2 separate regions of the Homo sapiens genome follow, and region 1 is linked to region 2. The links are chromatin contacts, found by Hi-C or POLR2A ChIA-PET in ENCODE. All regions are on one chromosome and are shown on one strand. The core of a region is the stretch at or near the end of the contact, and the rest is flanking DNA. Distances in the headings are between cores, read along the strand shown. Region 1 overlaps CHST11 (carbohydrate sulfotransferase 11). Region 2 holds the start of EID3 (EP300 interacting inhibitor of differentiation 3).

Evidence for each region. Hi-C counts contacts between places; a loop is a spot of excess contacts on that map. ChIA-PET counts read pairs that join two places held with the same protein, here RNA polymerase II (POLR2A). Pooled maps may share reads with other maps.
Region 1: a loop to region 2 is called in a pooled map, with 2.4 times the contacts of the local background. The contact joins the enhancer-like site here to the promoter of EID3 in region 2. A Hi-C loop is called at or near these places in 2 of 50 pooled maps. POLR2A ChIA-PET finds 5 or more read pairs at or near these places in 2 of 52 experiments (GM12878 and H1).

The regions. Positions count from the first base shown.
Region 1 is chr12:104,578,204-104,583,524 of GRCh38, reverse strand. All of the region lies in intron 1 of CHST11 (carbohydrate sulfotransferase 11), which reads right to left. Among named protein-coding and RNA genes, the nearest start is that of MIR3922, 11 kb to the left of the region's middle. RefSeq lists enhancers at 583-632, 3,301-3,410. Within about 2 kb of position 3,251, at least 3 of the 41 ENCODE cell types and tissues checked have a DNase peak (open chromatin) inside an H3K27ac peak, as active enhancers do; they include GM12878, where a contact is called at or near this core.
Region 2 is chr12:104,300,841-104,306,440 of GRCh38, reverse strand. EID3 (EP300 interacting inhibitor of differentiation 3) reads right to left here and starts at 2,702. Exons shown (of 1, transcript NM_001008394.3): 1 at 1,236-2,702. The coding sequence starts at 2,506. The coding sequence ends at 1,505. The region is part of intron 4 of TXNRD1 (thioredoxin reductase 1); the gene reads right to left. RefSeq lists enhancers at 2,265-2,324, 2,355-2,594, 1,902-2,774, 4,566-4,735, 5,274-5,443 and a silencer at 2,635-2,864.

The sequences.
Region 1 (5,321 bases), core at 2,002-4,501, 280 kb before region 2:
GAGCTTTGGGGGAGGCTAGGCTGTGTGTCAAGTGTGGTTGTTGAAATATGGTCAGAGGGAAAAGGCCATTGGAGCTGCATCTGATGAAACACGCCCACGGTCCCCCAATCTCCCTCACTCCCTGCTTCCCTTCTTGTGAATCCAAGATGCAAAGCTGAGCCCCATTCCATAGACCCTCCAAAGATATGGAATGGGATCAGAATGATCCCAAGGAGGGGAAAAAGAATCAAAGCCACTGTAGTGGTTTCTCCCCAGGGAAATCCAGGGAAACACTCACAATTTTAAGGAGGGTTTCATCTTAAAGTAAAGATAAAAAAGTGTTATGACAAAATGGAGAGACAAGGTCCCATCTTTATCCAGAAAGTAAGAAAACCATGTACAAGATTTCTGTTGCCTTGATAAGCAGGAAGGCATGGCCCCAGTATACAACACATATGTATGTGGCCGCACTTAGATATTAAAATTCCCTCCAAGTTGGCCAGGCAGGTCTATTTGTGCAGGCAAATTAAAAAGCTGTAAGACAATAAGGTGTCTGCAAATGGTTACAGCTACAAGAGGATATGAAGCTATTTGCATGTCTGTCTCTAGGGGAAGCAGCCAGATGTGTTAGAAACAGTTCCAGTTCAGAGCTTGCGGCCACCTGTGAGCTGGGTGACTTGGGGAGAAGGAAAACAGGTACAAGCAGAAGACATTTGGAGTTCCGGCTCTATACAATGCTGAATGCCAGGCAGGCACTTCAGTGGAAGTCATTTTATATAACCCTCCCTTCCTCACTACCATCCCGAGATGTATTATTTCTATCATACAGATGAGGAAACAAGTGCAGAGAGGTTCTTGCCAACGGTACACAGTTAATAAATGACAGATCCTCTAGGATGATACAGCAGGGAAATGTTTATTATCTCTGAGTGTTCCCAACAGTGATTGGCCCCATGAGAAGGGCGTGCAGAGGGGACGTGAAATGCACAGAAAGAACTTAAACTCCAGTTGCATCCCTTAGTAAAGATAATAACATGAAAACAGGGGCCTGGGGTTTAAGTAACTCAGTAAAGGTGATGGGGCAGGGGCAACATATCTGTCTGACACATCTGGTCAAAATGCTGACATCAAAGTCTTCAAGCACAAACACACGCACACACACATGACTACCCCAACGCTGATTTCATTGCTCAGGAGCAGAGCACTGTAGCCAAGGGTAGGCTCTAAGGGTGTTAGAATTCCTGCCTCAAATCCTGGCCCCTCCACTGGCCAGCAGAGTGATCTTCTGCAAGCTTCTTAACCCCCTGCATCTCAGTTTGCTCACCAATAAGATGGAAATAATGAGAGAACCTGCCTGATAAAGTTATTAAGAGGAGGACATGAGCGGAAAGCACTGAGTGCATTGGCTGCCACAACTCTCAGGCGCACATTTCCATATTTCAATTTCTCGCAAATAAGGATGCATCCTACAACCATAGTCTTCTTAGACTGGATGAAATAAGGATAGAATGATGATGCTGACGATAATGACGTAGTGCATCCCTTACTTCCTTTCCACCTCCCTCCGTCCCATCCCCATCCCCATCTCAAAGCCCAAACTCCTGGATGGAGTGTTTGTTCTCAACTTCTCTTCCTTTTTCTTTTAGTTTGCTACAAGTTGAATGCTTTGTTTTCCAAGCCAAGACAAATCTCCTCAAATTCAAATGGCAAAGTGCCACAGCATCAAAATGCCCTGTGCCTTCTGAGGCTTGCTAAGATGCAGGGAGGCAGCTCCAGGGTAACAGGCCCTTTGAGACCACCTGTGCCCGAGCCACTCCTCACACAGCCAAGGTCACTGCCCTGGATGTCATGAACAGCTGGGGAAGTCTCTGTCAGGTTAGACAGAGGTAGTGGGTCTTCAGCAGTACCCAGAAAGACCCTCCCCACCCTCCTGCCCACCAAATAACTGCCTCAGCCCTCACTGAGGCCAGAAATCCCAGGCAGTGTTCCTTTAAATCAACGGTTTCCAGTCACTCGACAATGTTTGGCCACTACATCAAATCATAACCAGCTTTCTCAAAGTCTGAAAAACTACAAGAAGTTGTGGTTCAAATAAATAAATAGGGATAAATTTTCCTCAATTATCAAGCTTTCTCCCATAAAACTTTGTTAAACAGTTGACACAGCTGTGCTTGAATCATAAACACAGATATACATATATAAACATAGATAGTACTAATATCTCAACAAATATTAGTATGTCATGAAGACTTCCAGATATCTGCCACCTGGCCAAGCTTGAGGTTGTTCCCCCAGCAGAAGCTAATGCAAGTCAACACCCTGAAGCTAATGAAGGCCAACACCCTTGGGATCAGAGTCCAAAGTCCTCAAGGATAAGGATGCAAGAAGCATCCATTTATCAGAGGTTCTACTCAGAAAAGGCTGATGGGAGAAGTAGCTCCTGCATGTCCAAGGTCAGGAGTTCAGGGACAGAAATCAGGACAGAACAGGAGGGCCAGAAAAACACCAGAAAAGGCAGAAAAGGCACTCAGATTTTTGCCTTTCACTTTGTCCTGATCTCAATAAACATCAATATTCAAGGCTTCACTTGCTTTTCACGATGAGTGTATTGGAACTGAAAGTTCTGAGACAATTATAAGAAATATGAAAACCCAGGCTAGGTGCAGTGGCTCATGCTTTTAATCCCAGCACTTTGGGAAGCCAAGGCAGGAGGATTGCTTGAGGCCAGGAGTTCAAGACCAGCCTGGACTTGAAACCCCGTCTCTACAAAAAAAGAAAACAAGAAATATGAAAATTCCCCTTCCTTCCAACTGAAGTATGGAGCCTCAGAAGACTGAGCACCCATTTCTTGACAAAATCCTCCTGGCCCAGCTATATCCTAGAAGTAAATTACAACAAGTAGAGAGAAAAAATTGGGCTCCCAAACTTCCAGGAAGCTTTGCATGGGGCACAATCCTAGCTGTTATAGAGGTTGAAAGTTAAGTTACATATTTTTCTACCATTCTCTGATTGTGTCTGACATACTGAATATTCATTTATTTTGCCTTTAATTTATCCATAATCGACATGTCTACCATGCATGAGGGCTTAAAGCTCCACTGAAATAAATTACATCCCATGGTATTTAGAAACAGGCAGCCTAACATCTAATCTAATTGACCTAATTAACCCTTTTCTTAAATGCCCATGCTTTACTATATCAGCCAGAGCATACAGTGAACGCTTTTGGCTTTATTGTGGCTGAACAATATTAGAAACTTTAGTCAAATCCAGAACCCAATCTTTAGTTTCAATTTCCTTTCGTACTCCAGCTCAAGCCTGAAATCTTCCTTCTTGTAAACAAAAACCACAAAAGATATTCTATCCCCCATTCCCCAAATGTAGGGGGAAAGTCACAAATGATGTCTGGCTTCAATCCCCTAATGAACTAGCTGAAGGGCCTTGAAAGCAAAAAGACGACGCTTTTATTGAAAGTTCAGGCCTTTTTCTTCAAATGTCCATTAGAATAAAAGGGACTGGTAACTTAGGGATGATCTTATGTGATCATTGTCCACAGTCTTCAATTATAAGCAATGATTCTGTGTGCTCCTTGATGACCAAAGCTGGTGGAGAGTACGGTAATTAACCCAGATGATTCAGAAGCAGCAGAGGATCCAATGCATCACTTCTGGTCATCTTGATACTGCTAGACCTTAGACATTTAGCTTTTATCTCCAATTACATTTTGGCTTAAACAGTTATTCAAATTACCTTCCATCTGTGGGATACAAGCTGGTTGGGTGTAGTGGGTCTACACAATTAGAGCGGGCAACAGATTTAAAGCAGGCAATGTGTGGATGTGCCCTCCCCTGCCGGGCTGCTGAGGAATACACCCCGGGGAGAGGGGCGGCGCATCCACACATTGACAAATGAAAGTTACCCACGTTACCATGTATCATTCTCTTGAAATTACATTTGAGATAAAACAGTAAGATAGTAGCCCATTTCTGACATGGGAATGATAATAACGAATGCCTGTTTCATTGTCTGTTCCGACATGTGCTCCACACTCATCTTCAGTGTCCCTCATTTTAAAGATGAGAAATCCAAGGTCAGGGAGGTTAAGTGATGCCCCCAAGGTCACAAGATCAATCGCTGGCATCTCCACTCTATTGATGCAACAAAAATGGAGGCTGGGCAACATCAAGTGACTTGTCCAGGGACAAGAGCAAAGTGGTGGGGCAAAGACTTCAACCCAGGTAAATTGGACCCAAGTCTAGTCTTATTCCCTCTACACAACAACTGCCTCCCACATGAAGGCTAAAAAGAAAGAGCAGATATTCACTGAGCAACCACATGGTACTAGGAGCCCAGGAATGGAGGAGGGGAAACAGACCCAACCCTCGCCAAGCTTAAAGAGCAAGCAGAGCTTCTGCTCTTCTTCAAGCATCTCTCTCTCATTGCTTAAGGGTAACAAGGAAACAGGGGCATGTAACCAAGCCCTTTGATAAGTACCTGGGCACCTTCTCATGGCTTCTTCTGGTCAAAGACAGCATCAAGTTGCTTTTTGTTGCTACTTTGAGTAGGACCAGGCCCAAAATAGGCCCTCAACAAACATTTTGCATTACGTGAGTTAATTAATCCAGCTTTGAAGCTGAGACAACTGCATGTCACAAGAGCCTAACATTTTCCTAGCTTTTACCTGAGAACATGAGGGGTTTGGCTCTCACATGGCAGTCTATCTCCAATTAACACTGTTGGCTTTTCACAGCCTCCTCAAGAATTCCTATCTCTCTATCTCCAATTAACACTGTTGGCTTTTGCCTCCTCAAGAATTCCTGTCTCAGAGAGCTTGCTGAGCGCTTTCCATGGCTTACATGTGAATCACTTTTCACACTGCAAGGACAGTGACTAAATAGTATCAGACAGGACTTAGGGATTCTGGGACAGAATAAACCACGCCAGAAAGCCGATGACTCAATTCTCCACTTTTCAACTCGTGCTGTCATCCCAGAGAGACAGCCAACGGACCCAGCGCTCTCATCACAATAGAGGCAGGGGGTTCTGAAAATGCAACCAGAAAGATAAAGATCTTAGGAAAGACACTCAAACAGAAAGATCTGCTCAGAGCCAAAGATTGATTCTACCCAAATGCAGGAAAAGAAAAATGGAGAAGTCACCAAATCTATAAATGATTTTCGGAAGAATATTCAATTCAGGAAAACTTATCGTTAGGTGTATTATATTACAAGGCATCTAGTTCAACGGAACTCGGGGTTCAACGACTGGGAAGATCCGAGCAGTGGCAAGTCAATGGGTCTGGAGACCAGGAAGTCAGTGATGGGCTGAGATCCTAACCAGCG
Region 2 (5,600 bases), core at 1,453-3,952:
AATTAAGCTCCTATAGGGATCAAGGGGAAGAAAGCTTATGGGTATGCTTACTGCACCTTCTCAAGTTACTTTCTTAATGACCCAAACTTTTGGCAATAATCTCCAAATAAGGTTGTAATTTATGCAACGGAAAGAAAAAAGCCTTTATGGCTTTACACTAAGTGAAGAACATCCAGATAAACTAACATGTTTTAGTTTCAGCAAGGTCAGTTTCCTGGCATTTAAAGCCCTATTAAGAAATGCAAAATTTGGCTCACACTTGTAATCCCAGCATTTCCGGAGGCCGAGGCGGGTGGATCACTTGGGGCCAGGTGTTCGAGACCAGCCTGGCTACCATGGCGAAACTCTGTTCCTACTAAAAATACAAGTATTTGCTGGGTGTGATGGCACACACCTGTAATCCCGGCTACTTGGGAGGCTGAGGCACAAGAATCGCCTGAACCCCGCAGGCAGAGGTTGCAGTGGGCCGAGATTGCACCACTGCACCCCAGCCTGGGCAAGAGTGATACTCTGTCTCGAGGGGGAAAAAAAAAGATAGAAATGCAAAATTAAAGTGGGACAAATATTCAAAGTTGTTACATGATGAAAAAGCGTAGATTGTGAAGGACATTCTATGTACTAGCAAAGACCACAAAGGGACACTAGGGGCCAGAGAAGAAATTCAGTAGATAAAAACTACAACTGGATAGCAAGATCTTGTGTTCAATGTATAATAGTTTGACAAAAACATCTTCTCAGGATATTAATAGATGAAGTTATTCAATTGTTGCCCAGCTTATCAAATATAATAGTTTTTCCATAAATCTAATGGTCCTCTCGTGCCTAACTTCTAACAATTCCATGCATTTGACCTTGCTATTCTCTTGCCTAGAATGCCTTTTCCTTCTTCGTGTTTCTACTCACCTTTCACCCTTAGCTGATACCTCAACTACTACAGCAGAGACACTACTTTTGCTGAGTACAATAACAGAAATTGTTTAGAATATGGATACTCACTCATAAATCCTAAGTCTTCCTTGCAATGACTTTTTTAGTCTTAATGTTGCATATTCACTGCCTTACAGACAGGTTTTTTTTTTTAACTTTTGTTTTTTACCCACTCTTTGCCCAACCTGGTTAGGAACCCTTTCTGGGATTCTCTTGGTTCCCTATGACAGAGAAAGCAACGCATCACAGAGCATCATCACTGATTTTCGTAAATTATTATGTTTTGCAAATTATCAAATATCCCTTAATTTGGTATCCAAAACTTGTTTTTATTAATAGTCTTAAAGGGCATTCAATAAAACGTTCCCATAAATATGCCAGTGAATTTGTTTTAATAACAGAAGATCATGACCTTATAAATTACTAAGAAAAATATGCTGCACAGTAAAACAATGTCTGATGTTCTTGAAAATACTTTTTCACTTTACAAGAGATACAATATGTGCTTCAGTTTACATTTTACTCTCCATCTAACTTCAGAAAAAAAACACAAAAAGGATGCTATACTAAGAAATCTTTAGTATGAGGAGTATGTAATCATAGCCTCAGAAATTTCAAAAGCTGCCACAATGTTTTTCCACTCCTGTAAAGTCAAAGATATAACTCCCTGTTTCCTGCCATGGCAACTGGAATCATTTCCCTCACCCATTTGGTTAACATTCATCGGCTCTAATATTGGCAGCCTGTCTTCATCAAGCCTTATTCTTGCAAAACCATCTCTTACAATAAAAGAAACATAAAATATATTCTCCACAGTACGAGAAAAAGAGTTTGGATCAATCACAAACTCAAAATAGGACACAGGAGTATCAGGATACTTTCGAAAGTAGGTTTGCAACAATCCCAAAATCCTTTCTACGTTTTTTTCTGTCGCTTCTGGATAACTACTCAGGTCCAACTTCTGCAACTTTGTAGGCATGTTGCCATTTTCTTCCATCTTGCGAACTTTTTTCTGGTGTTCAAGTCGGGGCTTTGGTGCAGAACGTTCTAGCTTGAATGAACCAAAAACAAAATGGAATGTCTCAGCTTTTACCATCCAGGATGTTGCTTCCTTTTCTATTGCCTTCCAGAAGGAAAGAGCTATGCTATCATCACAATCACTCAACTTGTCAGGATCGCCTTCCATCCAATTCAGACCCACGAACAGAAACAGAAAGTCACAAAATGCTAACTGATTAAAGAAGTTCATATCTGAGTTTAACTGCTTTGCCTTTTCTTTACCCAAATCAGAAGCCATAACAAGAAACCGGGCGTCGAGGGCTGCTTCTCTGGTTCGGCTCACGCCATCAAAGAGGACGTTGGCTTCCTCCAGAGCCTCGGTTAAGGAGTTGTTCGCCGAGCTCACGATGTCCTCCCGGTTCTGCCGCACGCAGTACATGAGCTGCCGGTACTGCCTGCGGATGCTGCGGCACTTCTCCTCGTCAGCGGTGAGCTCCAGGAGCTTTGGGTCTACGTCGGCCTCCCCAGAGCTGAGGTCGTCGGAGCAGCCCGCGGCCCTCACTGACACATCCATCTTCATCAGCGCTCCCTCCGCCGCCGCCTACTTCGCCGCGTACTCGCTACCGGGGATGATCACGAGCTGCTCCTCTCCTTTCTCTTCGTCTCCCTTCCGGGAAGCTTTTTCAACCAACATGCCGGCCACGGGTATCTCTGAGGTAACGGCCCTCCCAGCGTGTGGAAAGTGGCGGCAGTTAGAGCCGAGGACGCCCGCCCATGCGCACTAGCGGCCCGGCCCGGCGCGACCCGCCCCCAGCACGCTCCGCGGGAAGACAGCCCCGCCCCGGCCCGGCCCAGCCACAAGCCGAGGCGCTCGCTCATAGACCAGCGCGGCGCTCCCAACACGCGCAATGATGGGCCCTGACCTCACACGCGACTAATGCCCGCTCAGGGGACAGCTATTCTTTTTCAAAGCGTTTACCGACTGGATCACCTCACTTTAAAAAAAAACACTTTTGGACAACTTTACACAAAACTATTGAGGAGACTAAAGGTCCTGCGCTTTAAAACGCTCGCTGCCATCATATACTGCAGTGAGGTCGACCTGGTTTTGGTTTTTTGTGAACTAAATCTGGCTGGACTGTAAACCGTCGGTAAGGCCAAGGACCGTGAAAAGCAGAAACTCCATTAAGCAGGCTAAACTCTCAGTTCTTTTGCAAGGTGGTGTTTGGACTCATTATACAAATGTAAATCGGGTTAATTACTTTCACATGTCCTCTTAAAAACCAAGCCCCCTCCAATACCCATCCTGAGTATCTGTGGGATCGGGGGAGCCTCCAATATCCGTGCTAACCCCTGCAGGAAACTGGGTGCTGGGCACGGGCATTACTCAGGTGAACTTTGGTTCTCCACTACCCAGGAGTGGAAGAATAGAATGGGTAGAGATCTCTGCAAAAGAGCTATTTACTTGGAAGCTTGCCAACAGCTAAAGGCCACCGACACTGAATGGGTAGTAACTCTGAACCCTAAAAGGTGGGCAAAGCTATGAAAATTTCAGATACAGTCTAAGGATATGAAAGCTTAATCTGTAAACTGGGTGAGTAATCTGCGTGGGAAAATTTACCCATTGGATTTAATGGGGTCACTGGAAACTCAAGTGCAGTTAAAGACGTGACTCCTTATCTGTCTCACCAGCAGCAAATAGCAAAGTATACATAACAATGGGAATGGCCGGGCGCGGTGGCTCACGCCTGCAATCCCAGCACTTTGGGAGGCCGAGGCGGGCGGATCACGAGGTCAGGAGATCGAGACCATCTTGGCTAACCCGGTGAAACCCCGTCTCTACTAAAACTACAAAAAATTAGCCGGGCGCGGTGGCAGGCGCCTATAGTCCCAGCTACTCGGTAGGCTGAGGCAGAAGAATGGCGTGAACCCAGGAGGCGGAGTTTGCAGTGAGCCGAGATCGGGCCACTGCACTCCAGCCTGGGCTATAGAGCGAGACTCCGTCTCAAAAAAAAAAAAAAAAAAAAAGGGAATGAATACATCTGGTTTTTAAAGAGAACATGCACACAAACAACCCATGAGCATCAACAGCTTTTCAAACCTGCAACAGGTACACCTTAAAAAAAAAAAGACACCCACAATTGCACCTGTCCAATTGCCAGTTTCATAGCACCAGGAAGTAAATTAGCCCTACCTTCCTTTATGCATATAGACTTGTTCTATTTCTTTAGCATTAGCAGAAAGTTTTTTGTAAATGTATAAACAGCAAAATCTAGTAGTATTAAGTTACTCCAAAATCCTTATATTACCATTTGCTCCCAATTATTTTATTAACTAGGGGTAATTCAGGGAGATACGTGCATTTTTCAAAACACCATGCATTACGGTTAGTTGTACATATATATGATCCTACCCTATTAGATTGTTGGCTTCTCAAAAACAAAAGCTGCGTTTTAGATCTTCCAAACATAGCTGTTTTTACACGGAGATGCACTTATGTACTGAATGTATAACTTAAAATAGATTTAAAACTATCCCAGCATCTACTGCAAGTTATTTGGCAGCAAAGATTTAAGTTCACAGATTCGTGGAATTAATCCTACACACTGAAAGGAAAAGTTGACTGCTCTTCAGAAAAAGTTCTTATCCCTCTTCTAAAATAAAGGAAAAATGAAAGAAAGGTAAGTTGAGACCCAGGATCATTCAAGGATCGTATCTGTCCCTAGTCTGGCCAATTACAAACTAGTATTTGAACTTGTTTTAAATCTTAGGTGAAAATACAGTTAAGAATTCCAAGACCCAAATCCAAAAAAGTCTGCTTTTACAGTGAACGATATTCTTAGGAGCTTCTCACATCCACTTTAAATTCAACAAAAGCAGCCGGGCACGGTGGCTCACGCCTGTAATCCCAGCACTTTGGGAGGCTGAGGCGGGCGGATCACGAGGTCAGGAGATCAAGACCGTCCTGGCTAACACGGTGAAACCCCGTCTCTACTAAAAATACAAAAAATTAGCCGGGCGTGGTTGCAGGCGCCTGTAGTCCCAGCTACTCTGGAGGCTGAGGCAGGAGACTAGCCTGAACCCAGGAGACGGAGCTTGCAGTGAGCCAAGATCGCGCCACTGCACTCCAGCCTGGGCGACAGAGCGAGACTCCATCTCAAAAAAAAAATTCAACAAAAGCTACTTACAAAAGAACTCTAACAGATAAGCCAACCCTTCCCACCCTATGGTGCCTATTTTCTTCTGGCTCAGAGGAAGGAAAATAGGCTGACACCAATTTGCTACATAAAGACCCTTTCATCTAAGAATTTCAAAATGCCTTAGAAAACTATATTCTCCCAACCTGCTTATAAAGTATTACTAATACCATTTACAGGGATTTCTCAGGAGATAACAGCCCACACAACTTGCTCAGAGCAACAGAGCATATCGAGGCAAACATTAAGTTGTGATTTACAGTGCTGAATGCATTCTATGCTAGATCTCCAAGAACTTTATTAACATGTAACTTAGATCATCCTAAGAAAGGCAGACTTGCATTATGTTCCACCTTTAAAAATCTGCCTTTAGGCCAGGTGCGGTGGCTGACACCTGTAATCCCAGCACTTTGGGAGGCCGAGGTGGGTGGCTCACCTGAGGTCAGGAGTTTGAGACCAGCCTGATCAATATGGAGA